3 separate regions of the Mus musculus genome follow, and all the other regions are linked to region 2. Evidence: chromatin loops called from intact Hi-C (ENCODE). Cell type or tissue: heart. All regions are shown on one strand. Links, peaks and the distances in the headings refer to the core of each region. The heading gives the core; the rest is flanking DNA.

What was found. Peaks named below come from ENCODE experiments on the same cell type or tissue, not always from the same donor. Only the 100,000 strongest peaks of a DNase experiment are listed, where the experiment ranks them.
Region 1: a loop joins it to region 2, with 3.0 times the contacts of the local background. A loop is called at or near these places in 5 of 42 quality-filtered maps.
Region 3: a loop joins it to region 2, with 6 times the contacts of the local background. A loop is called at or near these places in 22 of 42 quality-filtered maps.

Annotation. Positions count from the first base shown.
Region 1 is chr1:54,434,452-54,444,351 of GRCm38, reverse strand. It overlaps Gtf3c3 (general transcription factor IIIC, polypeptide 3), which reads left to right and starts at 5,326. Exons shown (of 18, transcript NM_001033194.3): 1 at 5,326-5,539; 2 at 6,409-6,520. The coding sequence starts at 5,438. Gm34066 (predicted gene, 34066) reads left to right here. Exons shown (of 6, transcript NM_001378419.1): 6 at 790-1,780. In heart, for the core only: no CTCF peak of the experiment used is centred there; a DNase peak (open chromatin) is centred at 5,371; H3K4me3 peaks cover 1,318 bases; H3K27ac peaks cover 922 bases; H3K27me3 peaks cover 990 bases.
Region 2 is chr1:54,974,037-54,984,253 of GRCm38, reverse strand. No RefSeq gene overlaps it. Among named protein-coding and RNA genes, the nearest start is that of Sf3b1, 48 kb to the left of the region's middle. In heart, for the core only: a CTCF peak has its summit at 4,811; no DNase peak of the experiment used is centred there.
Region 3 is chr1:54,831,481-54,841,697 of GRCm38, reverse strand. All of the region lies in intron 1 of Ankrd44 (ankyrin repeat domain 44), which reads left to right. Among named protein-coding and RNA genes, the nearest start is that of Ankrd44, 90 kb to the left of the region's middle. In heart, for the core only: a CTCF peak has its summit at 8,771 (motif pointing left); DNase peaks (open chromatin) are centred at 3,847 and 5,837.

The DNA.
Region 1 (9,900 bases), core at 1,901-9,900, 540 kb after region 2:
AAAACAATATTAGCAAAGATGACATTTTCCTTATAGGGAAACATTTAAGATGTATTTATAGTTAAGATTTAAATTTCTTTTTATTTTTTTGCATTTTTATGAAATCGATGGGTATGGTTTTAGAAGCAGCAGGTATGTTACATCAAAAACATTATGATTCTGACTTGTTTAGTTGAACAATAAAGGCATGGGATTATAATCAAATCGTTCATTTTCCCACTCTTCCAAAGAGACATGGATTTCTTGTGAGTTAGCAGCCATTGTTCTGTACTGCTTTTGTGAAAAGCTTTCCATTATTAATTTTCTTAAATGTGATGACAGAAAGTGATGATTATTCGAAAAAGGTGGAATTTTATTCTAGAAAGGTGGAATATGTGCTAGAATGCTGCTCTAAAGTGAGAAAATAAAACAGAACAGGGGCACCAAGGAGCTTCCCTGACTTTTTCATGCAGAGGCTCTAGGGTGTGACGCGAGACAAAGATCATGATTGTAATGCGCATGCTCGGTGGGATGCGGCTACACCACTTCCCTATGGTTTTCTGGCTCATAGGAAACCTCAGAGAAACAAGATAAATACTTGCACAAGGAAGAATCTAAGGGCAGGAGACAAAGCATTCAGAAAGAACTCAGCTTCATAGAGGAAACAGCTTCTGGTGTAGGGTGTTTCTGAACAATGAGCGCTTTGGTTATTTCTGGTGGGTTTTTTTTTGGGGGGTGGGGGTGGGTGTCTTCGTGTTCTCAAATGTTCTTTATTGCCCTGCACTGCAATGCTCTCTTGCTTTTTTTCAGATGACCATGTTAAAGCTGCAGTAGAGCTTTCCAAGAGAAAATTCAACCAGTGCTGAAGTCTCGTGTGTGTTTTCCCTTCCATATTAGTCAGTTTATACTTATTTTGCTCTGCATTCCCAGATTTTACGTGTAAACAGCTGAACCTTTGGAACACATGATACTGACATGTATATTTCAGTATTTTTCTCTTTTATGACCGTAACTATTGAGTGGGAGGTTGCATGTATTTGAAGGAGTTACAAAAATACCACAGGTGAAATGAAATGATAATTTTCCTAATTAGATATTTTATTGAAGATCGTCCTTTATATTCATTATCTATTATCGAGCAACACTTTTATTTAAACAAGATACGTTTACTTGTTACTATAGTATATTGTATGGAATAATAGAGATTCTGACCTGTTTGCTACAGTGTATCATATGTAATAGGGATTCAGGCTTAGGATTTGTTTTTCCTCTTTTTCTCCTAAAAAGATAATGCAGCCCTACATTTAGCATGTACTACTGAAATCTCCCCTGCTAGTCTTGTACTGAATGAGGGCAGTGGATACCCACAAAGAGTTGAACTAGAAAACAAAGAGATTCTAGTTGCTTCAAGGTCTCTGGGAGATGCTTGTATGCTGTGTTCAAAGGTAAAACATTGTCCCATGTCAAATATCCCAGCTTAACACCAATCTTACCTTAAATACAAGTCACCCAACAAGGAACAGTAGCAAAGGGTGAAGTCCCCACTCTTCCAACAAAGCCACTCTCTTTGTCATAGCTCATACCAAGCCCTTCCAATTCCCATAATTTCATTTGACTTAGCTACATTTTCTGTTTATATTTTTACAAATATTGGCAATGTTTTCTCTGTGATTCAAACAAGAAACATTGTACTAAAATTCACACAGCACTGTTGTGGTATTATAAGTCAAATCAGCTTACTGTAGATTTTTGTAGAGTCAAGTTGATGCTGAATATGAAGAATAAAATACTTGTGTGAGAAGCTCTGCATTTGGCTTAGTGTGTTTTATTGCAGGCAGACACATAGGTACCTGTCTCTGGAGGGCTGGTTGGTGTCTGTGAGCAGAAACCATTATGTGATTCCTTTGCTGTTCTCTAGAACCTAGCACAATGTCTGTCATGGAGCAAATGTTCAATTGAATACTTGTCAAATTCAAGTGTATCTTCCATCCTTCACACAATGCTAAACATAAACTAAAGCAAAAGACACTTTAGTTAACAAGATTGTTATCTACCATTCAAAAATATTAGTAATTGTGAATGAGATAGTCCTAGTTGATGTAACAGCTTATTCAGGTAGATGGCTGGGTGAGAGGTTCCTCACTACCATGGAGTTCCTAAGTGGAGCTAGAGACTTGTTTTTTTCTTTCTCAGCATTGCTTCTAATCTAGGTGAGTGTTTATTAATTTCAAAGTCTTTGAAACTTACGGGTACCCATGGGGGACTTTTAGCTACAAGCTTGTAAGTCACAGGGCAGAGGTATGTTTCCTTTGGCTTAAAAATTTCTCCCCAGGGTATCTGTGAGTCTCATACTGGTTTAGTTTCATAAATGTATGGTCCTGGCAGTGCGAGAAGGCTGTTTTCACAAGATATGACTGTTTGTACACTTGTTCCTCAGACACTGCAGTTTGAACATCCTTCAACTCCACTCTATCATTTTGCTAACCAGAACCTCTCCACACACATTTCTAAAGCCCACGGGGAAGAGAACAAGTGCGCAGGAGGCTCAGAGTTGAAGTGTTTCCTCTAATGGAAGCAAATGTACTTTAAGAGCCACAGACTGTCAAGAGTCCCTTGGTGCTGCTCTATATAGGTCTTCGGCAGCCTTCCCACCCTTTGAACCTTGTCAGTGAGAATTCTATTTCCAAGATGTGGCCTGTTGTCCTGTGTTCTGAATCTAGTGCAGCCAAGGGTTTCTGAGAGCACTGAGATTTTATTCTACTTCTATTCTATTCTATTCTATTCTACCCTTCTAAATTTTCATCAGTCCTTGCAGGCCATGAGATTCCAGATCAGAGACAACTGTCCACTGACTCAGGTGTGGCAGGAAACATGACTCATACTCCCACTGGGTTCTCAGTCATGATTTACTGAAGGAGGCATTCGAACATGGACCCACGGGTGTTGGACACTCTCCTCTTATTATGAGATTGCCAGGGGAAACAGATCCAACAGGCCTTAGAGGGAAATAGTATCTTTATTATAGAGATTAGAAAACAAATCTAGGCCAGCTGCCCACCCATTGAACCCTGTGCTCAAGAGGAAGAGGCAGGTGACTCTCTGAAAGTTCAAGACCAGCCTGGTTTACATAGTAAGTTCCAGGGCAGTCAGGATGGGAGAGAGAGAGAGAGAGAGAGAGAGAGAGAGAGAGAGAGAGAGAGAGAGAGAGAGAGAGAGAGAGAGAGAAACCCTATCTCAAAAAAGAAAAGAGAAGTCATGCTTCCTTGTCCTATAATGAGAAATCTGCTTTCATGTTTTTTGATTTACAAAGATGAAATTCAGGAGAAAAGGACTCGCAAGCTTCCAGAAGAACTTTCTAGAAGAGTGAGAGACTCATGGAAAAATGGTTGCCCCAGGAGCATCACAAGTCTTCCTGAACAGAGTCACCTCTCTGTACTCTTTTAATTCAGTTGTCATGGCATAAGTTAGATCTTCTGCTTCCTTAGCCTTTCCATGTTGAGACTCAAAAATTAGTCTGAAAGACCAAAATGTTTCTTCTTAGTATTTTCATCATTGCTGTATCAATTTGGCTTCATCTCAAGGTAATATGGCTGTCTGACTCACCAATGGACGAATCATTGCAAGGAACTAGAAAATGAAGAACCCCTTAAAATTTAAGACATTCTGCTGTATTCTGACCTAAGAAAGAAAAGAAAAAGAACCCCCCCCAAAAACCCCCAAATTCCTCCCATGTCTGGGAGATGATCTTTAGCAGAACATATCTCCTCCCACCCCTGTTCACAAACCCCTTTCTCTTTACTTTGTATCTGCATCTGTTGGCTTGTTATTCTCATTTTCCCAGGAGCCAACAGTAACAGAAACCAGCCTAAACATTTGGGTCTCAGCAGAGTGTTTTCCTTTCCAGATAGCCATACTCACTTTCTCTTTCCCGCTTTGAGTGAGTCTGGAAACAGACATAGAGTCTTCCGCACAGTTCCCCAACTCCCTGAAGACTTCAGGGGAGTAATCCTCATAGTTGTTTCTGGGGATAACATCAACACACTCCGTCTGCTCATGTATGTTTTCACGCCTGTGTAAGATCCCTCCTCAGGAGAAACGCAGTGACTGAGATAGTTTTCTGCTATCTGGTAGTCCTGCTCTTGCAGGTCTTGACCTCTGATTCTGCAACCCTGCTACAGATCTCCTTAGCTTGGATTATCATAAAGATGATCAAAGATAGACTCTCGTCTTTGGACCCAGGACTATGCTGAGCTCAACTTTGCCCAAAGTTCCAAAGGCTCTTGTAGTTTCATCTAACTTTACTCACAAATGTGTTTTGAATACATGTTATTAGGTTAGTCAGGTTTATAATAATGACACATAAACTAATGTCTTTGATGTTTATAGGTAATGTCTCTAGAAAAAGAAATAGTTATAATACAAGATAAAATGCAAATCACAAGAGCTCCTAGGAGTTGAAAATAATCTCTCTCTCTCTCTCTCTCCCTCTCTCTCTCTCTCTCTCTCTCTCTCACTCACTCACTTTGACCCCTCTCTTCCATCTCTCTCCCCTCAAGTCCCACCTCAAGTCTTTCCACTTCAGGTGTTGCCCTTTTTCATGTTACAAGTGTTCTATTACCCTCCCCACACCTCTCCCTTTTTTTCCTCTCATAGGTTCCTAAGGATTATTTTGAGAGATGTATGTAACAGATATACAGTAGACGCCCTATGGGAAGAGTTAGAATCCCTTTAAAAGTTTGAGAGCAGCCGAGCGTGGTGGGGCACGCCTTTAATCCCAGCACTCGGGAGGCAGAGGCAGGCGGATTTCTGAGTTCGAGGCCAGCCTGGTCTACAAAGTGAGTTCCAGGACAGCCAGGGCTACACAGAGAAACCCTGTCTCGAAAAACAAAAAACAAAACAAAACAACAACAAAAAAGTTTATGAATACTTGGGACATAAAAGTTGATTGACATTAGAGATAGAAACCCAGGCAAACGCTCTGCCACTGTGCTGCATCCCCAGATCAAAAGTCTCCTGTAGAGATGGTTCAGTGGTTAAGAACACTGACTGCTCTTCCGGAGGTCCTAAGTACAATTCCCAGCAACCACATTGTGGCTCACAGCCATCTGTAATGGGATCTGATGCCTTCTTCTGGTGTGTCTGAAGACAGTGTACTCCTATACATAAAATAAGCAAGCAAGCAAACAAACAAACTAATACATACATCTTTAAAAAAAAAAAAGGCTCCTCTAGCTGGTAGTTTAAGGGAGTCTGGCGCTTGAAAGATGCATTTGGACACTCCCTTGCCTGTGGGAAGAGGCCTGGGGCCTAGAGCGCAGGCGGAACCAGAGTGCGCGGCCGCGGCGCAGGCCGGGAAGGTTTCTAGGGCGGACGCTGGTCCGGTCTCTCCTAGGCGTCCTACAGAGCCTGGGAGTGCTGCAGCTTCCCTGGCCCGCTGCGCAGCGTCGGCCCTGCAGACATGTCGGGGTTCAGCCCGGAACTTATCGACTACCTGGAAGGGAAAATCTCCTTTGAAGAGTTCGAAAGGCGGAGAGAAGAGAGAAAAACCCGAGAGAAGAAAGTGAGCCGCTGGGCCCCCGGTGCTCCTCGGTCTTGTTTTCCCCGAAACCGAGTCGTGGGTTGCCCAGGGTGGGCCCGGGATCCAGCAGCTTTCACCTCTTCCAAAATTTCCGATTTTCACTCCCACCCGAGTACTCAGAGCCTCTAAAGACATCTCCCCACCCGAAAGCCAGCCTTGGTGGGCGCTAACCTCCCCCGACCCCCTAATACCTGTTAAGTCGATGAGCCAGACAGGGTGATCTGATTAGTTCTAAACCTATCTTGCAACTAGGTTGTGACGGTGGTGGGAACCAGGCCTTTTGTTTTTGTGGTCTGTATAGGGGTCTTGGGGATCAAACTTCAGGGCCTCCAGCCTGCTGGACAAAGCTCCCCATCGCAAAGCTACATGCACCCCTGGTGCGCCTATTTTTGAGGAGTCTCCGTGTAATTTTTTTTCTTAGACATAAAAGTAAACCTAACTAACCAGATAGTGAGGATATCTGTTACTTTTTCAAATTTTAATAAAGATCTGAACTTTAAATAGTTTCTCATTTGTTTGAAGGCCAAGGGACCAACATAAAGATCTCTTGACCCTTTTGAAGTTAGCTAATGATTTCTTTCTTGACTCATAGACTTCTATGAACCCTATGGTTTATTTAAAGTCTTAGATTGATGACATTAAAATATTTAAAATCATTCCACTTGTATTTGCAAATGACTTACATAAACTAAAGACTTAAGTACATTGGAACACTTTGAAACTATTCAAATTTAGATTCCACGTATCATAGGGGAGGGTCAACTTTTATAAAGATAAGGCAAATGCCCTATTCAAGGCTGAGAGAATTAAATCTGAATTAGTTTTTGGAACTGTTTAATTCCCAATCACAGAGTGTTCAGGAAAAAGGAAAATCATCACCCAAAGAAAACCCAGATGACTCCGAAGTTCCATCCTCATCAGGAATTGACTCTGCCAAATCCCAGGACAAAGACGCCAATGAAGGTATGTTACTGCTGGCTTTAAATGAGCACTTAAGTAAAATGATTTGATAAAAACACTATTTGCTTTTTACTTTTTATTGCTTTTATGTTTATTGTAATAACATTCTATTTTTGTTTGTTGGTTTGTTTTTCATGACAGGCTTTTTCTGTGTAGCCCTGGCTGTCCTGGAACTCACTCTGTAGACCAGGCTGGCCTCGAACTCAGAAATTCTGCCTCTGCCTCCCAAGTGCTGGGATTAAAGGTGTGTGCCACCACTGCCTGGCTCAGTATTCTATTTTTATCACCTGGTTTATCAGTGTTTGCTACAAAGTAGCATAATATTTATTTTTTTAAAAAAAAAATCATTGTACAAGCATAATGGTTGTTTAGGGTTTCTTTATTTTCATTTTCTAAATTGGCCTTCTCTCTTTTTTTTTTAGATTTATTTATTTATTTTATGTATATGAGTACACTATAGCTGTACAGATGGTTGTGAGCCTTCATGTGGTTGTTGGGAATTGAATTTTAGGACCTCTGCTAGCTCTGGTTGGCCCCGTGGCCCAAAGACTTATATATTATTATATATAAGTACAGTGTAGCTGACTTCAGATGCGCCAGAAGAGGGCGTCAGGTCTCATTACGGGTGGTTGTGAGCCACCATGTGGTTGCTGGGATTTGAACACAGGACCTTTGGAAGAACAGTCAGTGCTCTTACCTGCTGAGCCATCAGTGGGTTGGCCTTTTCAATGGGATACTTCTTCCAAGCTGTACCAAGTTATTCTACTATACAGACTTAGCTAGGTGGATGGGGCTTCACACACATCATAGGTCTCATTCTAGCAGACAGACTGATGCTTTTAGTCAAGATATACACTAGAGGCACCTAGGAAGGATCTTTTGGGCAGTAGGCATGTCTGTGGGGCATTTTCTTGATTGCTGTGGGAGGGCCCAGTAGTCCAGCCTACTGTGGGTGTTGCCACTTCTGGCCAGGTGGTCCTTGGTTGTCTAAGGAAACAGTCCTAGCAAACTTTGGAAACCAAGCCAGTGAGCAATGTTCCTCCATAGTCTCGGCTCCAGTTCCTACCTCCAGCTTCCTGCCTTGAGCTCTTGCCTTGGCTTCCCTGGCTGATGGACTGTAACCTTTAACCTAAATATGCCTTTTGTTTCTTAAGTTGGTTTTGGTTTCCATTTTGTCATAGCAACAGAAAGAAAATCAGAACACAGACCTTATCATATCCAGATATTATACTTGGTTAGTACATTCCAACTGATTAAACCCATTACACCCTAAATGAGCATCTCAATGAATATACATATTTATCAGTTTCCAGTAATTATATATTTTTCTTACCAGAATGCTCATCCTTACCATATCCATTTGCCCATATCAAACTACTTAAGATGCTGGTGTCAATTAGAACATAGCTCCATGTTTGGGAGCCTGGCTGGAGAGCTAAACTGAACTCTACTCTTGTTCCTGAGTTGGTGGATCATGTTGGAAGCAGAGGCAAGGAGACAGGGTTGAGCTTAGAATCTTTCAGGGAAGTGGGGCAGAAAAGGGGCTAAAGAAGTTCTGACAGCCTGTGAGTCCTTGCTTATCTGCTCAGGAGAAAGAGAGCTCTTCAATAAACAGTCTCTGGGGTTCAGTTATTACAGCAGTATTGTGGGGTGACTGCCAGCCTTATTGTTTAAGCCATGGGGAAAAATGGGGGCGGGGTGTTATAGGATAGGTTGAGTTCATTTCTGGTGCATGAGAACTGGCTGGCCTCAGCTAAAATTATCCCATCAGTCCTTTAGAGGCAAGATGTTCCCCGTTCCTTAGGAAGGATTGTCCTGGAACTCTTTGGAGCTACTTGGTAGTCTAAGCATGCACTCAGAATAGAAGAAAAGTCAGTTTTGTACATCTGGCAGAATCTACAAATTGGAAAGATGAGATCTCTGGAATTATGTTTTTTTCTTCCTTGCTGTTCCTAAATGCCAATTCTTAAGGTTGCTTTCTACTTACCCCACAGCCTAGGCCTTTTAATGTTCTTTGCAGTTCATTATTGCTATACATAAAACTGTTCTGTGATCCCAGCTACTAGGGAGGCTCTGACAGATGGATCCCAGGTTCAAGACCATTCTGAGTTCAAGGCCAGCCTTAGTGAGATTCTGTCTCAAAAAGAAAAGGGGAGCTGAGGATATGACAGTTTAGAGTCTTATCTAGTATAATGTGTCCAGGACCCTAGGTTTAGTTTCTTACAACTTACATAACTTTTTAAAAGCCTGTATCTAATTACTTTGCCAAATAACTGTTTATTCTGACAATTTGTATGTAGAAATCTTTTGGATTATATATAATATGATAATGTCTTCTATGACTAATGATAATTTTGTTTCCTTTCTTATGTGTTTGTGTGTGTGTGTACCTGTGTGGAGACCAGAAATAGACATTGCGTATTTTCCTTTATCACACTCTAGCTTGTTTTTTGAGACAGGGTTTCTCACTATCTTAGTTGCTATTCTGTTGTTGTGAAGCGACACCATGACCACAGAAACTTGTATAAAAGGAAAGCATTTAATTGGAGGCTCTTCTTCTTCTTCTTTTCTTTTCTTTTCTTTTCTTTTCTTTTCTTTTCTTTTCTTTTCTTTTCTTTTCTTTTCTTTTCTTTCTTTCTTTCTTTCTTTCTTTCTTTCTTTCTTTCTTTCACAGTTTCAAAGCTTAGTCTATTATCACCATGGCTGGGAGCATGGTGGCATGCAGGCTTGGTGCTGGAGAAGTAGCTGACCCTTAAGCAGAGAGAGGAGAGAGAGAGGGGAGAGAGAGAGAGGAGAGAGAGAGGGGAGAGAGAGGGGAGAGAGGGGAGAGAGAGAGAGAGAGAGAGAGAGAGAGAGAGAGAGAGAGAGAGAGAGAGAAGAGCACGAGTACATGTGCATGCCTGAGCCTGGGTGGGCTTTTGAAACGTCAAAGCCCACTCCCAGTGACACTTCCTCCAATGAGGCCATACTTCTTAATTCTTCTCAAATAGTGATGCTTCTTGGTGGTAAATATTTGAGCCTATGGAGGCCATTCTTATTCAGTCTTATTCACTGAACCTGGAGCTCAGCAGTTGGCTGTATCAGTTGGTCAGCAAGCTCCCAGGATCCTCCTGGTTTTAGCTTCACATCTCTTAGGTTTCAGTTAGAGATCACCATACCACTAAGTAAAAACAAAACAAAACCCTTTCTGCTTTTACCTGTTTCTGTATCTGCTTTTGATTTTTCTCTTTATTTTGCTTGTATATCTGGATGAGGTGCAGGAGGTGAATCAGCCATCCCTGCAGAATAAAAGACATGGCTTTGCAACAGCTTTCTTTCCTTCTCTTCTCTTCTCTTCTCTTCTCTTCTCTTCTCTTCTCTTCTCTTCTCTTCTCTTCTCTTCT
Region 2 (10,217 bases), core at 1,582-9,581:
GCATTTAGCCTGCCGTCATACTGTGTATTCAGCCTGATTAGCCGGCCTCTAAGAGAATATAATCGACCTTACAATGCCTTCAATATCTCCTGTAATCATCTTTTAAAGCTAAGTTAATACATAGCAATTAAATCTTAACTTTATGTACTCTTCATGCTTCTGACCCAGAGTAATGTATATGTATGTTGCAAACAACCTTCTACAACAAATATATAAATGTTGGAAGCAACCTGTGGATACAGCTTGATAACAAAAGGAAGAAATGGAGAATTCAAGTTTGAGCACACTTTTAGTCAAATTCCAGAGGAAGTCTGTTATTTTAATGCAACAACACATCTTAGTTTTGGAGGTTGTCGTTGGTGCAGACATTCATGTAGGAAGCAGTGGAGGAGGGGCTTCTACAATCTCCGTAACCAACAGAGTAACATGCCATGGGAGCGGGTCCAGCATGCTGCTGTAGTTGGTTCAAACTTTGGGAGTCTGACCGAGTACATTTTTTTGTTTGTTTGTTTTTTACGGGTAACAGCACAACTTAGTGAAAGATTTCCTGGAAATAACTCAATCCTTGTGTGCACAATAAAGCACAAAGTAAAAGATCAGACAGGATAGTGCCAAGGTCACTTAGCTATTAACCATGTTTGCTCCCAAGTTCTGTTTCCCATCCTTTGAAAGAACAACCCTGTGTGCTTCGTTCCCCTAGTGCTTGTCTTCCTAGAGGGAGCTACTGAGTTGAGCATGACTTGCTGAGGAGTTAGTTAGCTTTGCCAGGCAGTCATGATTCATAGGCCTGAAGGAGCAGTGGCATATTTAGTGTTCATATTAGGAAATCTGGAGATTTGTTAGTAGTGTTTTGGATGTCGTGACCTGTTGGATATACACTTTGTTTTAGTCTGACTGCTAAGTTTAGGCAGGGTTTTATCTGTGGTGCTGAGGATGGAACCTAGGACCTCAGGCATGCTGCAGGGATCCTACCACAGACCCTCAGGCACGGGAAGGACGTGCTTAAAGAGATTAACCGAGTGCCTTTAGGGCTAGGGTTTCATCTGAAGTGTTATTCTGGAAACTGCTGGCGGGGGTGGGTGGGGGTAGTATCTGCAAATGGTAAATCGTTCATTCTTTGTGTATCATTACCACCTCTCTGCCACAAGCTAAAAATTGACAATAGTTTCCATGTAAAGTCAATAATAGTGTAATTCCCCAAAGGTGGCTTCCTGTAGTGAAGGGAGACCAGGCTGGGTCAGTGGGGGTTGAGAGAGGTAAAGCAGATCATTCCATTTGTTAAAGTTGTTTCGAGAACTTGGTACATGTGTGTAATGGTTTAATAACTCAGCCCCAATCTCTTCCCCTCCGGTTTCTCCTTTATCTGTCCTGCCACTTCCCCTTTCCAGCTTGAAGTGCTCTTTCTTGAAACAAGCAAACAACCCCACTGAGTCCACATAGTGCTGCTCAGACATGCATAGGTAAAGAACCTTCTACGGGAACATGCAAGGGAAGAGAACAGGGTGCTACCACAGTACAGGCTCACTCACTGCTTTTGGTGTTAGTCCTGGGTTTAGAACCTGGTATGCCAACTGTTGGTTGTGTGACCTTGGACAACTTCATCTCAGTTTTTTTTTTGTTTGTTTGTTTGGTTGGTTTTTTTTGGTTTTTCAAGACAGGGTTTCTCTGTATAGCTCTGGCTGTCCTGGAACTCACTCTGTAGACCAGACTGGCCTCGAACTCAGAAACCCGCCTGCCTCTGCCTCCCAAGTGCTGGGATTAAAGGTGTGCACCACCACACCCAGCACCCATCTCAGTTTTTCAATTCATAGAATGGACATAATATTTTTTTCCTCAGTAAGTGGCAATCTTAAGTGGAGAGGTACTGAGATAGTGTTATACATATCCCGGCATCCTGCTATAATCTTATTTTTTATTCTATTTATTGTTTCTATTGTGATGAAGGAGACTTTATGGTTTGAGGAGAGACCACTTTGAAAAAGCCAAAGAGGTCATCATAGTTAGGATCTTTATGCTTAAAGGAAACATTTTAAAAAACTATTTTATAAGCAGCAGCATGGCTTCCATACGATTAATGCTTGTACTGGCTGGTTTTGTGTGCCAATTTGACACAGGCTGGAGTTATCACAGAGAAAGGAGCTTCAGTTGGGGAAATGCCTCCATGAGATCCAGCTGTGGGTCATTTTCTCAATTAGTGATGCAGGGAGGGCCCCTTGTGGGTGGTACCATCTCTGGGCTGGTAGTTTTTGGTTCTATAAGAGAGCAGGCTGAGCAAGCCAGGGGAAGCAAGCCAGTAAAGAACATCCCTCCATGGCTTCTGCATCAGCTCCTGCTCTCTGACCTGCTTGAGTTCCAGTCCTGACTTTTATAGTGATGAACAGTTTGGAGGTGTAAGCTTGAATAAACCCTTTCCTCCCCAACTTGGTTCTTGGTCATGATGTTTTGTCCAGGAATAGAAACCCTGACTAAGACAAATTGGTATCAGCATAGTGAGGAATTCCTGTGCAAACCTGATCATGTTTTGGGGAGGGCCGTGGAAGGGCTTTGGACTTTGGAATGGGCTAGAAGGTCCATCCAGTGTTAAGAGCTCTGTGGGATATTGTGTAGGAGCTTGGAAGATAATGTTGAGAACAGTGCAGAAGATGAAGATGGAGGTCTGGCTTGTGAAGATCCAGAGGGAAGATTAAAGACTCTTATCAGGGCTGTTGCTATTTGATTGTTAAGATTTTGTGGTTCTGGTTAGCTGAGGCTGAAGAATCAGCTGTGATTAACCAGAACCACTAAAGTGAAACCTTTGCATTACTGAGACTATTGATGCTGGTTAGCTGGAGCTAAGAAATTAGCGGTGATTAAGAAGAGACCAGCATCATTGAGCTGACATCTTCTGGGAAGTGTTTTCTGAGAGCACAAAGAAGCTGTGTTCCAGAAATAGCCAAGGTTGTACTCCTGCTGCAGCAGGACTTGGTAATGTGTAAGAGTCACCCAGGTAGTACTGGTTTTGAAGGCATGAAGGGGTCATGCAGAGCAGCTGAGGCTCGGCACTGTGAGAGGCCATGGAAGGCCATTGGTGAAAGTGCAGCCTCAGTTGCAATTGATGGCCCAGGACTGAAGGGGTCATGGAGTGTTTTGGAGATGCCAGTACCATGAGATGACCACCAAGAACAGCAGCCACAGTGGAGTACATGCAGCTGGAGCCTAGAAGACAATGTGTGTGCTACAAAGGGCAGGGCTGGAGACATGACCTAAGCTCTTGGAGGAGCCCAGATTGTGAGTTGGATTCCAGAATTGGATGGTTGGTGTCTGCTTTTGGTTGTGACTGTGCCCTGATATTTTTCCCTCTTGAAGAAAGTAATTTAGTGGAGCCCACAGTTAAGAGACTTCTAATTTTAAAAAGACTTTGGATTTTAAAAGATATTTTAAAGGGATGGGACTTTTAATATGCAAGACTGTGGGACTTATAATGTTATTTAGATCTTGGGAATGAATACGAAAGTAAGGGTTGAGGCCTAATAGTGATGTGTTTGTGAAGTTGACAAGGGGTCAGTTTTACTGGCTGGTTTTGTGTGTCAACTTGACACGGGCTGGAGTTATCACAGAAAAAAGGAGCTTCAGTTGGGGAAATGCCTCCATGAGATCCAGCTGCAAGGCATTTTCTCAATTAGTGATCAAGCAGGGAGGGCCCCTTGTGGGTGGTACCATCGCTGGGCTGGTAGTCTTTGGTTCTATAAGAAAGCAAGCTTAGCAAGTCAGTAAAAAAAAAAAAAAATCCTTCCATGGCCTCTGCATCAGCTCCTGCTTCTTGACCTGATTGAGTTTCAGTCCTGACTTCCTTTAGTAATGAACAGTGTTTTGGAGGTGTAAGCTGAATAAACCCTTTCTTCCCCAACTTGGTTCTTGGTCATGATGTTTTGTTCAGGAATAGATACCTTGACTAAGACAATGCTTTGTAATTTATGAACAAATATCCATTGCTTATTTACTTTTCACAGCGGCCTTCGGAAGTAGACATTTATTCCTGCTGTCTGGAGGAGAAAGGGCTCTGGGAGGTTGGGAAGCGGCATGTAGTCAGCTGGCACTGGCTTGACTCCTAGCTGATATCACCAATGGATACATTTAGTATGCCAGGATTTTAAGTGCTGAAATTGAGTTTTGGTCTTAGTCTTGTAGAATAGTTATTTTAAAAATACCCAACCCAGGGACTGAAACAGTGACCTCATGTATGACCACACATGCTCTGTTTTGAGATGAGGTTTTACCAGGTAGCCCCAACTGACTTCAAACTGGAAATCCTTCTGCCTCAGTCCTCTAGCACTGGCATTATAGGTGTGCACTACCATGCCCAACTCAGTTCCTCTCTTGCTGTTACCTGAACTGGCTGCCCTGCCTTGGCATATGCCAAGGTTCATGGGTCCTCTTCACCTGACTGGCTCCTGCCAGTTCTTTGACAACAAGCTTCTTTGACTGTGTGGTCCAGCCTTTTAAGATATGGCAGCACCCACGATCCATACTGCCCCTCACTCTGCACTCAGGTTTCTCTTCACTCAGGTGGACTGTGTATATCAACAGAGCATGGAGGACTCCCTGCTTATCCTCCTGTCCATGGCACCTGTGCCAAGGGACTCAATCTGAAAGCTGACCCCTGAATTATTTCAAGACAGATTGTTGATGCCAAGAACTGTGCAAGAAATTAGAAGCATGAGAGTGGGCAGACATATTTTCAAGCAAACAACTCTTTGGTGGTAACTCACAAGGGGTGAAAGTTCACTGTGAAGAGCTTTGTTCAAAACATTCTGATTTCTGTAGTATACTTAGTTTCTGAAAGGGGGCAGCAAAGCCCAGGAAAACAGACTTCCCACTTTGAGTAATTTGAAAAGAGAACAGTCCTAGAAATCTGACAAGCCTTATGGATGAATAAAGGCTGCTAGGAAGGGTATATTTTTATTAAATGAATATTTACAATTACTTGATGTATGTTTTAAAAGACAAAGGCTGTTTAAAATAATGTAAACAAGCATTTCTCTCATTTATTACAAAAGTATTTTAAAATTGAGTGCTTTTTTTTTTTGCCACCATTTGACCATAATTTATAAACCTTCAAACTCAAACAGTAACTGGTAATATTCTGTGCCTAGAGCCAATGTGACTGAAGCCCTCAAGAACCACACAACAAGTCGGGCAGTGGTGTTGCACGCCTTTAATCCCAGCACTTGGGAGGCAGAGGCAGGCGGATTTCTGAGTTTGAGGTCAGCCTAGTCTACAGAGTGAGTTCCAGGACAGTTAGGGCTACACAGAGAAACCCTGTCTCGAAAAACAAAACAAAACAAGAACAGACAACATCACACACCTTTTAGGCGAGGGAGCCCGGATTCACACGTGAGCTGTTTGGCTCCAAGAGCTGATGTTTTTTGTTTTTTTCCCCAACATTTCACTCTGCTTCTTTCAGGATAAAGGTCCCCTTTTTGCTGTATATTGATTTAAAAATTAAAAATATTTATTTGTATTTTACATGGATGAGTATTTTGGCAGCAGGTATGATGTATATGCTGTGTAGTCAGGAGGAAGGCAGTGAGAGAGAGAGAGAGACAGACAAAACCTGCCTATTTCCTACAAGCAAGTAATCAAAGGATGCATTTTTAAATTTTGATTTAATAGTTTTTGAGGATACAAGGGAATACAGATTTTGCCAGAAGCACATGAGGGTTTCTTCCTGCAGTTCAGAACTGATATAGTTTAAGAGGAGAGGTAGAGAGCCAGTTGGTAGATCCAGCAAACATTAAGCTCCACAGAAGAGAGAAGTTAGGGAGAATGAGTGAGCAGATGCCTTAAAGATCTATAAAAATCTTGCCAGGACAATTTATCTTTGAACGTGGACTACTCATGGGATTCTTGGGATTTCTTTGCCTAATATGACAAAAAATAAAGCCTGGAAATAGGCTTATATAGTAAGTAGCGGGAATTTAATTGAAGTTACTTACAGAGAAATAAAAATATTGAGGCATTGGATCTTTAAAAATTAGATCAGGCTGGAGAGGTGGCTTAGCGGTTAAGAGCACTGACTGCTCTTCTGAAGATCCTGAGTTCAAATCCCAGCAACTACATGGTGGCTCACAACCATCTGTAACAAGAACTGATGCCTTCTTCTGGTGTATCTGAAAATAGCTACAGTGTATTTACATATAATAAATAAATAAATCTTAAAAAAAAAAAAAGCCAGGCAATGGTGGCACACTCCTTTAATCCCAGCACTTGGGAGGCAGTGCAGGCGGATTTCTGAGTTTGAGGCCAGCCTGGTCTACAGAGTGAGTTCCAGGACAGCCAGGTCTACACAAAGAAACCCTGTCTCAAAACAACAACAAAATTAGATCAAAGGCAGGGGGTAGGTCGCCTAGCCTATCTCAGACAGTAGAAATTTAGGCCTTGAGAATTATATAAGAGAGAGCCTGAAAACAGGTTTATATGTTAAGTAGACAGAGATATTAAATAAGTAATGCAGGCCTTGATCTCACGAAGGGCAGGGCAGGAGAAAGCAGAACACAGTCTCATCAGTTAATATTTGCTTAGATTGCTTTATTTACTTTGAATTGTTTTATTTATCAGAATGAGTGTGGTTATGAGTTTGGTGGTTATATTAAAATTCCTCTGGAAGAGAGGTCAAACTAAACATTTCATGATTTCTGGGTACTGGACCAAGGACTCGTGATGTTGAGAGTCTCTGAATTCGTGTTGACAGGATAGGAGAAGAGACTGGTGGACTCCATCCAGAGTCATATATATCAGGAGTCCTCCTGAAGAACTAGAAAAGTTTGAGAAACTCAAACAGGACAGGTAGAGATTCTTTGTGCCATCCTTTACATGACAACGAATGAAGACTTCTTATAATTGGTTATTGATAAAATCAACTCATAAAAAAGACAGCTATCCTTCACCTGCTCAAACAAGGAGTAGAATTTCATCCTTAACTGATTTGTGCACCCTGCACAATCTGCATGAAAATCTTTTTATTCTTTAAAAAATTATGTATTTGTTTGTTTATTTAATGTATGTGAGTACACTGTTGCTGTCATCAGACACACAAGAAGAGGGCATTGGATCCCATTTCAGATGGTTGTGAACCACCATGTGGTTGCTGGGAATTGAACTCAGGATCTCTGGAAGAGCAGTCAATGCTTTTTTAACTGCTGAGCCATCTCTCCAGCCCCCATATGAAAATTTTAATGGTACTAAAATTTTGGTTGTAAACACCATACATTGCAGAATGTACAGCTCTGACAAGACTCCTCTGCTGGGATGCTGAACCGACCTGCTGTGTCCTTGTTTCCAGAACAGCTTTAGGATCGCTGCTGATTCTAGGTCACCTCCCCTCATCCGACCTTTCAGACAGACTCGGTCAGAACTTCAGTCAAGTTCTGAACCTTCCAAATATGCAGAGACGGGATAACATGCTAAAGCTAGCTTTCTTAAGTCTAACCAGTTTTCTAGTTTTCCTACTCCTCTTAACCCCTTTAGAGAATTTCTCATTGCTCATATTCAGCAGGAAGTAGCTACGAAGAGTTGTTAGCCCAATTCCCTGGGTTTGGATGTCTGGTAATGGTTATTTTACAAATGATAGATAGGTTGTCGTTTTGAGGGATAATTTAGAAATGGTCATAATTTTGAACAGGGAGGAAATAGATGGGATGGATTACTAAATTTTATTCTTGAATAAAGCATTGTGTAGCCATAATCTTAATTGATAGAGATCTTTATAATTGATACAAATTGAAGTTATAATTTCTTACATTGGTACAGAATTTATATTGATACAGATTTAAGTTTTTCATTGGTGTGCATTTCTTATATTGGTACAAAATTTGAGATTAATATTGTTACTCTTAGGCATTGTGCCTATGCAACTCATTTAAGAATACAATGCTTAGACTCAGTCCTTCTAATAGCTGCTATTACAAACTGTTTAGGATGATTCAGTAATACAAGTTAAGAACCAGATAGTAAACTTATAGTTATGTTGGATTCTAATTTCAATAGAATAAAGTACTTTCAACTGACTCAAATATAAATGGCTAAGAGTAGCTGAGGTTTAAAAGTTCAAAATACTTTACATAGTCTTCAGAAACATCAGAAATCCACAGAATGTGACATTTAATGCTATTTCATTATTAAGAATCCTTTGACAATGAGACATATCTGTTCTGGACAGTTTCCCTTTTCCCCTTTAAGAAGATTTGAGCATATTTATCTCCATGTGAGGTTGCTTATTGTGGCAAGGTAGCCACAATAAAAATTGCTTATATCATCTGCAGACAAAATACTTCCCAGGAAAAGGACACACTATGTAGAATAGTTGATTGATAGCTCTGCCTATACAGGGTAAGCAGTCCTTCATAATTCTGCTTTACAAAGGTCTACCAGATGGTTCTGGTCCAAAAGGCTGAAGACAGATGCTCCAACATTATAAGAATTTAGGGGCTGTATAGATAGTCAGCTGTCTCTATAATTTTTTAAGTTTTTGAAGCCATGCTTGTTGCTTCCTACATACCCAGGTAATATTTAATTTGTTCTCAGATTTCTGAAGAGATTGAAGACTAGTTATAGTCTCATAATCAAGCTAAAGTTATTTAACATTGAGAGGGACATTATAGAGTGGAAGACATGTTTTTCAGATGGTGTTACAGGCTAAAATCTAAACATAATCTAGGGGTAGAAACATACTTCTTTAAGTTAGGAATGATGGAAAAGTACTTTATCTAGTTGACAGACATGATAGACTGGATGTTAATTGTATATCATACTTTGTATTTTATTGGACAGAAAAGATGAGATGTAGGGGGTGGTTCTGATGCTAAGGTCTTGTTCCCCACTGGTTCTTGATTGATCAATAAAGATGCCAGGGGCCAATTGCTGGGTGGAAGGAAAGAGGCTGGACTTCTGGGTCCCCGCAGGCAGGCTAAGGGATGCGGGAAGAGGAAGGGAGATTTTGCCATGCTTCAGAGGGAGAAAAGGTGTCTAGCTATGTGAGGTCTTAGGTGGAGCAGCCATAGGCCACTTCCTCAGGCAGGAGATTGGAAACACAACTAAAGCTGAGGACAGTTTTGGGTTGCTGAATAAGGAGAAGGTAACTGAGCAACTAAAGTTGAGGACAGATTAGGGTGCTGAACTAAGAGTATTGAGAAGGGCACACAAGCTGAGAGAAATTAGTAGCGCCCAGCAATTGAGCCAATAAGGCAGGTTGAAAAATAAGCTAATGTGTGTGTTTTATCTGTGGATCTGAGGGAATCTGGGCGGAGATGGTAGTGTGGTCCACCTGGAGCTTAAAGTGGGGTAGCAAAAATTGCACACTACAAGATGGTGCTCCAAATAGACATTTTAAACCATCAGTGAAAACCTCCAGTGCTAGGAATGGGTTATATCTTGTTGGGTTGATGGCTAGAAGGGTCCCATAGAAGTCACCAAACATTATTGGCTATTGTGAAGGCTATTGCTTCACCCTCTACACCTGATGGAAAGGTCATCCTGCTAAGGACAACACTTACTTATGTCACTGAACATGGAGAAATAGAGCTTGTACCCAACCAGAAGCGTGGCCTCTCCTGACTGATGTTTATGGTTCTGGAAGCACTTTGCATAGCACGAGAGGAGAAAATCAGTCATCAGTGCCACCCAGCTACAAACTCTGCCACCTTGTCTTAGAGGTCTATTGTTGTGAAGAGACACCATGACCATGGACGCTCTTATAAAGGAAAACATTTCATTGGGACTGGCTGACAGTTTAGAGGTTTGGTCCATTATTATCATGGCAGGAAGCATGGGATCTCAGAGGCAGACATGGTGGTAGAGAGGAGCTGAGAGTTCTACATTTGGATCTGCAAGCAGCAGATAAAGAGAGAGAGAGAGATACTGGGCTTGGCTTGAACATTTAAACCCCAAAGCCTATCTTTAGTGACACACTTCCCAACAAGGCCATACCCACTCAAACAAGGCCATACCTCCCAATAGTGTCACTCCTTGGTGACCAAACATTCAAATCTATAAGTCTATGGGGGCCATTACTATTTAAACCAACACCATTATTCAACTACAAACCCTGCCATCTACAACAGTGACCTGCCTGCAGTATATACTGGTGCAGTGTGGTACAGATGTTATGAGAGTAACCAACCACTTTTTGATTGGATTTAAGCTACTCTGTGAGAGGGAACATATAGCTGACATTGCTAAAG
Region 3 (10,217 bases), core at 1,170-9,169, 140 kb after region 2:
GAGGAATACCCATCCCTGAGAGCTCTCTCCTAAACTGGTACTGTCATCTTCTCCCTTGTGTCACATTTCTCTTAGCTTTTACACAATCTACTACGAGGCTTATTATTTGGAAAAAAAAACAACTCTTTTTTTTAAATTAATAAGCATTCTATTAATTTTTATTAGGTATTTTCTTTATTTACATTTCAAATGTTATTCCCTTTCCTAGTTTCCCCTCTGAAAACTCCCTATCCCTTGCCCTCCTCCCCCTGCTCCCCAACACACCCACTCTTGCTTCCTGGCCCTGACAGTCTCCTATACTGGGGCATAGAACGTTCACAGGACCAAGGGCCCCTCCTCCCATTGATGACTGACTAGGCCATCCTCTGCTACATGTGTAGCTAGGGCCATGAGTCCCACCGTGTGTTTTCTTTGGTTGGTGCTCTGGGGGTACTGGTTAGTTCATATTGTTGTTCCTCCTAGGGGGCTGCAAACCCCTTCAGCTCCTTGGGTTCTTTCTCTAGCTCCTTCATTGGGGACCCTGTGCTCCATCCAATGGATGGCTGTGAGCATCCACTTCTGTATTTTTCAGGCACTGGCAGAGCCTCTCAGGAGACAGCTATATCTAAGACAGGGTCTCGTGTAGCTCAGGCTGGACTTTAACTTATCTATTAGCTGAGGATAACTTTGAACTCCCAATCCTTTGCCTTTACTTTCCAAGTGCTGAGATTATAGGTATGTGCTACACCATGCCTGGCTCTACAGTTCTTCTTTTTCTTTTTCTTTTTTTTCTTCTTTTCTTTTTCATGAAACACTTTGTTTTTATGTGCATGCACCTGCTTACATGTATGTGCACAATGTTCATACAGTGTCCATGGATGCCAGAGAAGGGTGTTGGTTCCCTTGGAGCTGGAGGTATAGACAACTGTGAACTGTGTGATGAAGGAGCTGAGAATCAAATGTGGGTCCTCTATAAGATCTGCAGTTCTCACTGAGGTGCCTCTCCAGCCCCCCAAACTCAACTCTCAAGTCACCCTCCCCCTGCAAAAACAGATTACAGCTTGCCAATTCTACAGAAGAGAGTCCAAATGTAATAGGCAGCTTTATCCTCAGCTTCTGTGATCTTACCCCACTGACTTCTTTCCCTCCATCCATTCACCCATGTTCACCATGGAGAAAACTGTTCCTTCTACTCACACCCTTCAAAGCGTGAAGGTGCTTGCTCTCTTTCCACTGACACCCCATCTTTTTAAACCCTCACCAACCTCCAGTCCTTAATTCAAAGGCTGCATCTTCCAGAGGGCCAGACACAGTTTCTCTCTCATTCATGTTACATATGCTGTGTGCTTCCTGTTACGTGTTAGAGCTCTCAAGGGAAGGATGGCAAGTTTCATATGCTTAGTAAATCACTGTGGACCAGGACTGAGTGTGGTTGTCAGAATGCACTTGAGTCATGTTTTGAAAACATCCCTTATCAGTACCTGGGTGGATTGTAGTTAGAGAAATAAAGTAAATATGAACGGGGCCACTGTCTTTGAAAGGAAGTCAGATAGGCCTATCTGCTTCTGTAAGAGTTCCCATTTCCCATACCAACTGCTTTCCAGCCCCACAGGCTCCTCTCTCTTCCTGCTGTCTTATCATTTCCCTTAGACATCTGTCAATGAAGGCCCTTGCTATGATTTTGTTTGGAGAAGCCAAAGATGCTTCCCAGAAGACTGTAGTCTTAGATTCAGGCTCTTAGTGATGTTCCTGGCGTTGTGGGTAGCAGGGCATCTTCTAGTCATTGCAGGCAGAGGTGATTCAGGCTTGATTTGAGTGTCAGCACACCAAGGCAACTGACAGCAGTTTGCACAGTCCCTAGTCCTCCATTTGTAGAGACATAGTGAGAGCTGAACTGTCATATCTTCCTTCTACAAAATGCTAATGGAGATCAAAGAGGAATCCACAGACAAGGAGGACAGGGCTCAGGAGGAGCTCATGTAAGCTGTGGAAAGGGATGCTTGTGTAAACATTGGCTTGCTGCTACTTTCGAAGAACTCAGACTATAATAGATTTCAGACAAGCTCAGTTTGGAGTTTTCCAGAATCATGAGTGACTTAGTTTGACTAAGTGAGTCTATGTTGTTCAATGGTAGTCCACTCCTTCCCCAGTCAGCAAGATTCATTAGGTCCTAAGGAATGGCTTTTGTATCTACATGGTGATCTTGTATTTAATGCAACTTAAATTGCCTTATTCATCTTCTGACTTCTGAGGCTGCTGCAATTATAACTGCTTAAGTGGCCACCATGAGAAAAGCATGCCATGATAATAGGTCATTTTTTGGCATACATTTTTTATAAAGGAGGAATTTAAAACATATTATCCCTTATGATAAGGGAGAGGTGTATTAGCTATTAACAAAAGTCACATTTTATACCCTACAATTGAAAACTGCTTTATGTCTCTGAACAAAGACATTTTGCTGAGTGTTGAAAAAAAGCCATCGTTAAGGTTTTCCCCACCACAAAGATCTCCAAAATGGCTTGTATTGATTAACATCATTAAACCACCATATTTGAGCTGGGCGGTGGTGGCGCATGCCTTTACTCCCAGCACTTGTGAGGCAGAGGCAGAGGCAGCTGGATTTCTGAGTTCGAGGCCAGCCTGGTCTACAAAGTGAGTTCCAGGACAGCCAGGGATATACAGAGAAACCCTGTCTCGAAAAACCAAAAAAAAAAAAAAAAGAAACCCACCATATTTGAAATGTGATTTGATATGCTGTAAGGTACAGTTGTAGAAAGAATGTAAGCAAAACAGCTAGGAAATAAAGCCTCTAGACAAATTGGTAAAACAGGAACTTAAAGAATGATTTATATGTTCTGTTTGTTTCACTAAGAATATTCTGATTTACATATTCTGTCCACAGTGTTCTCTTGGTTCCACTGTGTTCTTACTCAAATAGGTTGTTAAACATTACATTTATTTGTGTGTATGCACCCATATGCACAAGTGCGCCGTGGTGTATACACGAAGGTCAGAGGATGGCTAACTCAGGGCAGTTCTCCCCTTCCGTCAAGTGGGCTCCAGGGGCGGAACTCAGAGCATCAGGCTTCTTGGCAAGGGCCTTTATCTGTGGAGCCATCTCCCTTGTCCCGGTTCTCTTTAAAAGTTCTCTCCCCAACACTATTTAATTAACTTAGCTAGGGTTTAGATTAGATCTCCAGCCATTTGAAACTAGACAGAGTTTTAAAAAAAAAAGATCTGTGTTGTTGGCAGCAGATCCTGATGGAAATATGGAGCCTGGCAAAGCGTGTCTGCCGTGTTTTGTTTTCCGTTTCTCTTTATGGATATGGCCTATTTTTGAAATGTTATGATTTCGATTCAGTGCTCAAGTGTCAAGCCTGACAAAACAGAGCTTACACATGCAGAGGTTCTGTGTGTGGGGTGGGATGGGATGGGAGTGTTCCAGAGCTAAAGGAAGTAACCTCGATTTCACCTGGAAACATTCACGTCTTGGGGCAGGAACTCTGGGCTATCTATAAAGAGAGAAGGAAAGTAGCCAAGATACTGAGCCAAACTTGCATCCAGGAACAGAGCAGGCATTAAAGAGTTGAAAAGAGTGTCCGTAGTTTCCACCGCATCCCTGTAGGTCATTCTTGGCGAACCTGTCACAAGGCAGACCAGAAAACGCCTTCCTGCGGTAGCTTAAATTGTGACAATCGTCTTCCCACTGGGTCTCCAGCTCCAGGGTCTCCTCCTCCAGCACACAAGTTGTGGCCAGAGCACACGCTTGCGAAAGCTCCATGCCTTTCTCTTGCTCAAGACCTGAGTTCCTGTTTGTCCGAAGATTAGGTTAGAACTCCTTTTGCTGGCTCAGTGCTTCTCCCGGCCAGCCACTTACTCTTCCACCCAATTCCTTTGAGAGCTCTATTCTTAGCCCACCCGTCACAGACCTCACCTTACAGCCTGCTCTCCAGCTTTTTGGTGACACATATCCTCAAAAGTCTCCCTTCCTCTATTTTGTTTTCTGACATTGTGTTTCAGTGTTAGCTTTTAAAGAGTAGTCATATCAGGTTTGGTGGTAGTGGATACATGCCTTTAATCCCAGCATTCGGGAGGCAGGGGCAGGGGCAGGGGCAGGCAGATCTCTGTGAGTTTGAGGCTAGCCTGGTCTACAGAACTAGTTCTAGGATAGCCAAGGCTACACAAATAAACCTTGTCTCACACTACCCCCACAAAAAAGAAATAAAATCTGTACTACTGTGTAGTGTGACTATCCATGCATCATAGAGACTGTATCCTCCATTTGGTAATGCTTTGTAGGCTACTAGGTATTTAGTATTTGGGCACAGTGGCTCACACCCATAATCATAGTATGTAAGAGTTCTATTGAGAGCAGTAGGCCAACCTGGGTTACATAGTAAGTTCTAGACCAGCCTGAGTTATATGTAGCAAGGTCTTGTCTCAAAAAACAAATTAACACCCCCAAGCAAAAATAAAAGTAAAACAAGATGGGAGTATGTAGAAACTGAGGCTGGATTGGTCTTAGGCTATCATAGCTATTACGTCATTCATGCCTCATTTGCGTGGCCTGTGAGAGAAGCCTCTGACTGGGCAGCATTAGGAGATCATAAATCTTTCGATTCAGTTCTCACTCGCAGATAAACTGTTTGACTCTTCAGAGGTCCAAACAGGGAGGTCATTTCCTCTGTAACCAAGAGATCACCAAAGGCGGCCTAACTACACGTTTGTTTGCTAACCTTCAGCAGTAAGATCAGTTCCCAGTTCTATCAAGCAGGGATAAATAAATACACAGCACATTTCAAAGTCAGCATATGTTAAATCTATAAAAGAATGGGCCCACCATTTTCATGCATGTATGTAATATTCTTTGCTCATAATCATCTGTGCACTATGACACAGCTTGGTCAAAGAGAGGTGGTGTATTTTGTTAGTAAGTTTCTATTATGTGGCTTTTTGAGTTAGAGTTCATACAGAAGAGCTGTGTGATATTCTTGAGGTTTTTCCAGTGCAGCTGAGATGAATTCAGGCTGTTGGATTTCTGCTCTCTCCTAGCAGGGGCAGCCCTTCTGCCTCAGAGCTGCTGTTGCATGGATTAGGGCCCTAATCTGATGGTTGTCCTACAGTTGTATTATTTTACTTAATAATAATAATAATAGTATATCATAATAACATTATATATTATATGAAATGTAGAGTATATTAATAACATAATATATAACATTACATATAAATGTGTACAATAAAATTCTTATCATTGTGTGTGTGTATGTATATATGTGCATGGAAATCAGAGAACAGCTTTGGGAGTCCTTCAGTCACGGATTCCAGGGATTAAACTCAAATTCAGGTCTTCTGGCTTGCCTGGCAAGCCTTTTTACCCACTCAGCCATCTCACTAGCTCTTACTCTACAGTCTTAGAGGAAATCTATTCATCCAGTTTGTAGGATGGTCACAAGGAAACTCACTGTAAAAACATTTGAGCTTTTTACCTCCAAATCAGAAAGGACCCTTGACTTCATGGCGGGAACACTAGGCCTCTGGCCTTGTATGCAGTTGTCGAGTGTGTCTTGTAAAATGGCTACTATTAGCTCATCTTAGAGATGAGGAGACTCTGCTTGGGAGACTCCCAGTCAACTGGCTTTACAGCAGCAGTCTCCCTACTGTGGTAAAAGAGCAATCATCGGTCAGGAAAATCAGTCTTGCCTCAGGGTTCAGTTTAACTGATCTGTGGTTTCAACATTTCTTTTTGCCCAGCTTCTCCTTTCATGTTCTTCAGTAGCTAGTAGGAGAGTTGACGTATCTGGACTTCATGTTATCTTGGGCTGTCTGTCCTCTGGGGAAGATGAGTGTCCTTAGAGAGCAGAGCAGAGTGGAGGAGCATCAGGAGAGCAGAGGAGCAGCAAAGCATGTGACTGTCCCCCAGCTTGGGACTTGGTCCTCAGAACCCACTGCCGAGCCGCTGCCTCTGTGTTGTTTCCATTTTGAAGAGGTTAGGTGATAATTTACCCAGTTTCTGATTAAACATGCTTCATTTTTCATTCTACTTAAGTAGAGGACTTCTTACTATAACTTGGGATTTTATGTATTTTCTTTTTCTTTCTGGTAAATACCTGGAAATATTATAAACACTGACTTTGTAACATGTGCCATAGAAACTCTTTCTCTCCACATTCCCTCCCTCCCTTCTTTCCTTCCTTCCTGTGTGGTTCATGTGTGTGGGTTCACATTTATATGTGTGTCTGTGTGTGTGCATATGTGTGTATGTTTGCGCATATGTATATGTGTATGTGCATGTGTGTATAAGTGTGTATGTGTGTGCACATGTGGGTGTATGTGCCTATGTGTGTGTATGTGTGTATGTGTTTATGTGTGTACGAGGGCATAGACTAAAGGATGATGTTGGTACCATTCCTCAAGCACTGTCTCTCCCCCTCTTTTTTTTTTTTTTTTTTTTCCAGAAACAGGGTCTTGGAGCTCTCTGAGTAGATGAGGCAGGCTAAGCTCTGGCCTAAGCACTGGGGTGACAATGGTGACTCATCAGGACTTGCTTTTTTTTTCTTTCTTTCTTTTACAAATGTGGGTTCTGATGATGAAGTTATCCTTTTACTGAGTCCAGCCTTTCCTAATTAATTAATTATTAATTAAGAGATGGGTACTTGCTGCTTTCCACACTGATCTGAAACTCATGATCTTCTCCTCCCACCTCCCTGCATAACCCAAGTACCGGGTTCCCAGTGTGAGCCACCACACCCAGCTGAGAGCCGTTTTCAAACGCTGACTGCCTCACTCCATAATTACGAATTATGCTCATAAGGACTGAGTGTATTCCGTCTGGGTCTTACAGTACTTAGGGAGACAGCTTTGATTTTCATGATCATCATCATCTTATGATGGGGGGAGCTCCCCAGGTAAGATGATCTACAGTCGGGAAGCACTCAACAGAGCCCATATCTGGACATCCCATATCTGGACATCCCATATCTGGACATCCCATATCTGGACATCCCATATCTGGACATCACATATCTGGGCATCCCATATCTGGACATCACATATCTGGACATCCCATATCTGGACATCCCATATCTGGACATCCCATATCTGGACATCCCATATCTGGACATCCCATATCTGGACATCCCATATCTGGACATCCCATATCTGGACATCCCATATCTGGACATCCCATATCTGGACATCCCATATCTGGACATCCCATATCTGGACATCCCATATCTGGGCCTGCTGGTGAGAACACTGCACGTTCTGTTCATTAAACCAAGTGACTTGAGCAAATTTTATTATCCCTTTGCAAAAATGCAAGCTCTGCCCGTTTCTTAGTGAAGTGTTCCAGGTTACTCACATAAGCTGGTGGTTTTATGTGGCCAGAGTATTGGTGTGTCAGCGATTAGGTACCAATACCATGCCCCCATCCTTCCTCGGTGATGCCCTGTGCCCAGAATGCTCAAGCATAGGCAGATGTTTAGGAATACCAATGCTAGTGGCTATTGATTGATCCCAGCATCCTTTCCTGATCGGAATACAAGATGCTCGCTTTTTTACATTTGAGGTCTTTAGCCACAGGATCTCATCAGAGAAAGGCAGGCAGCACACCAGGGATGTGGAGCACAATGCTAGGGCAACTTCTAGATGTGTTTGGATTTATTACCCCTGGCTTGGTCTTGGTCTCAGGGAGCCCCTCTCCCCTGCTTCTCATCCAAAGGCTGCTTAGATTGAAAAAAGCTTGCAGCTAACCACAGGAAGGCCACGTGGGCTCAGCAGAAGTCTAATTAGTGGTTTCCATAGAGCACATGAATTTTGTTGTCGTTATATTGATTAGACCCTCATGCATGCTAGGTTAATAATCTACCAAGGAGATACGCCCCTAGACTCAAGCTTATCAGTTTGTTTCCCCCCCCCTGCCAGCTGCTCTGACTGAACCCAGAATGAAGCACCTTCTCCAGCCCCGGACTTTGTTCTTAATTGGATGGCAGAATTGAGAGAAGGATTGAATTGTGTTTTTTTTTTGTTGTTGTTGTTGTTTCTATGTTGATGTGTGGTGCATGTATGTGCTCATGTTTGTATGTGTGGAGGCAAGTGCCTGTGGAGGACAGAGGTCGATGTCCAGTGATTTCCTTATCACTCTCCACCTCATTATTTTCATTTTGTTATGAAGCCCTGGCTGTCTGAGAACTCACTATGCAGACCAGGTTGACCTTGAACTCACAGAGCTGTGCTATCACACTGGCCTCCACCTTATTTTTTGAGGAAGGGTTTCTCACTGGGCATGGACCTCCTCCATTGAGCTAGGTGGGCTGGCCAGTGGCTTGGTGGATCTCCCCGTCTCTGTGCCCCGCCTCCAGCACTGTGCCTGTTTTTCATGAGTGCTGGAGATCTGAACTCGGGTCCTCGTGCCTGTGTGGCATCGACTTTACCAATTGAGTTATCCCTTTGTTCTCTAATTGTGTTTTCAAATGATGAAAATGACACTCTCAAACCTAGGATTTATCCATATGGTCTCTTCCTAGTTCCGGAAACAATGGGCCCTCATGGCTCAGTAGAAAAGTGGGGTTTAAACAATACTGTTTGATCTTTTTCTTTCATTTACTTTACCTTTTTTTTTTTTTTTGGTGTGTTCATGGTTGTGTGTGTGTGTGTTTGTGTGTGTGTGTGTATGTGTGTCTGCTTCTCTCTAAGAACTTTCTTAAAGCTGAAGTGGACCATTTAATTCCCTTCCTTCCCTTTATATACCACCTGTACATTGATAGGATAACAAATTACTATCTTGCGCCCCCTAGTGGAATTATAGCCCTACTTCATATTTGGGAATAATGTCTCACAGGTCTTACTTTTGAAAATGAAATTTCCTCCCTCCCTCCCTCCCTCCCTCCCTCCCTCCCTCCCTCCCTCCCTCCCTCCCTCCCTCCCTCCCTCTGTCCCTCCCTGGTTTGTTTCCCAAAGCTGAGAATTAAAAAGAACAATTCTTCTGTACTAGGATGAAAGGGCTGTGAGAAGGAGAAGTGGCTTTCTGCTGAGTCTTTATTTTTTTGTGTATGTTTGCTACAGAACTCACAATGGCTATCAAATACAAGGAGCCCTCTGCTCCTCTCTGCTCTCCATACAGGCCATGTGTCATCAGCCTGTCTGCCAGTCACCTCTAAATGTGTCTGTCCTCCCTTCCAGGAAAGATGGGAGTGGATGGAAGTGGGAACAAGTCCCCATCCAAATACCCTGCCCCGACCCCTTATGCCACTGGGAAGCCAGACTGGGAATGGCAGCTGCCTTCTGGGTCACTCAGGGGATGGTGCTAGTATTCACGGCCTGTGCAAGCATTGCCAGGGTGTAGCTGCTGAGGTGCAAAGCAAATCCTAGTAATATAAGTTGAAGTAACTGCTGCATCACTGAAAATACTCTCTTTCTCCCGTTATGGTTTTTTCACAATTTTGACTCTTGAGAGTGAGTTCACCAAATCCTGCACTGCACAGCCTTACATTGCCTATATTTGGACTAAGGTATTTGGAGTTTTTAAAAGAATACAATAGTGTCTCCTTACCTGCAGGGTATGTATCCCTAGCACCCCAGTGAGGGCCTGAAACCACGGATTGTACCACACCCAGTGTGTACGACGCTTTCTTTTAATCATGTGTGTTTGTACTTCTTTATGACCACACTTGATTTATAGATTAACAGTAATGATCAGTAATCAAATACAGCAATTATGCTGTAATAAAATGACCACCACCACTACTGCTACGTTTTGGGGACATTGATAAATAAGGGACACTTGAACATAGCGACAGATGATCTGATTGCTGAGGTAGCACCGAGACTCGCGGGCAGGTAGTGTGTTCTCATCCTAGGCAGGATAGAGCAAGGTGGCACAACATTTTGTGATGCTTTTTAGAATGATGCATAATGTAAAAGAAGAAAAATGTTTATTTTTGGAATCTTCCATTTAATATTTTTGAACTGAAGTTGACAGCCCCTGACTGAAAGCTATGTAGAGCAAACTGTGGGTAGCGGAGACCCATTGAACTGTGCACCCCAAGGCACAGCCTTGTGCCGGGGAAGCTTCTCTTTTAAGGCTTAGCACCACTAAGGCAAAAACTGGGAATGCTATAATGATGAATAGGTGGCAGAGGTAACCCTCCAGTACTGATGGAGAAAAGATTGTAATTAGAATAATCGTGCAGGTAAATGTTTACCCGAGGTTGAATTCCCAAAGAACAGAATTC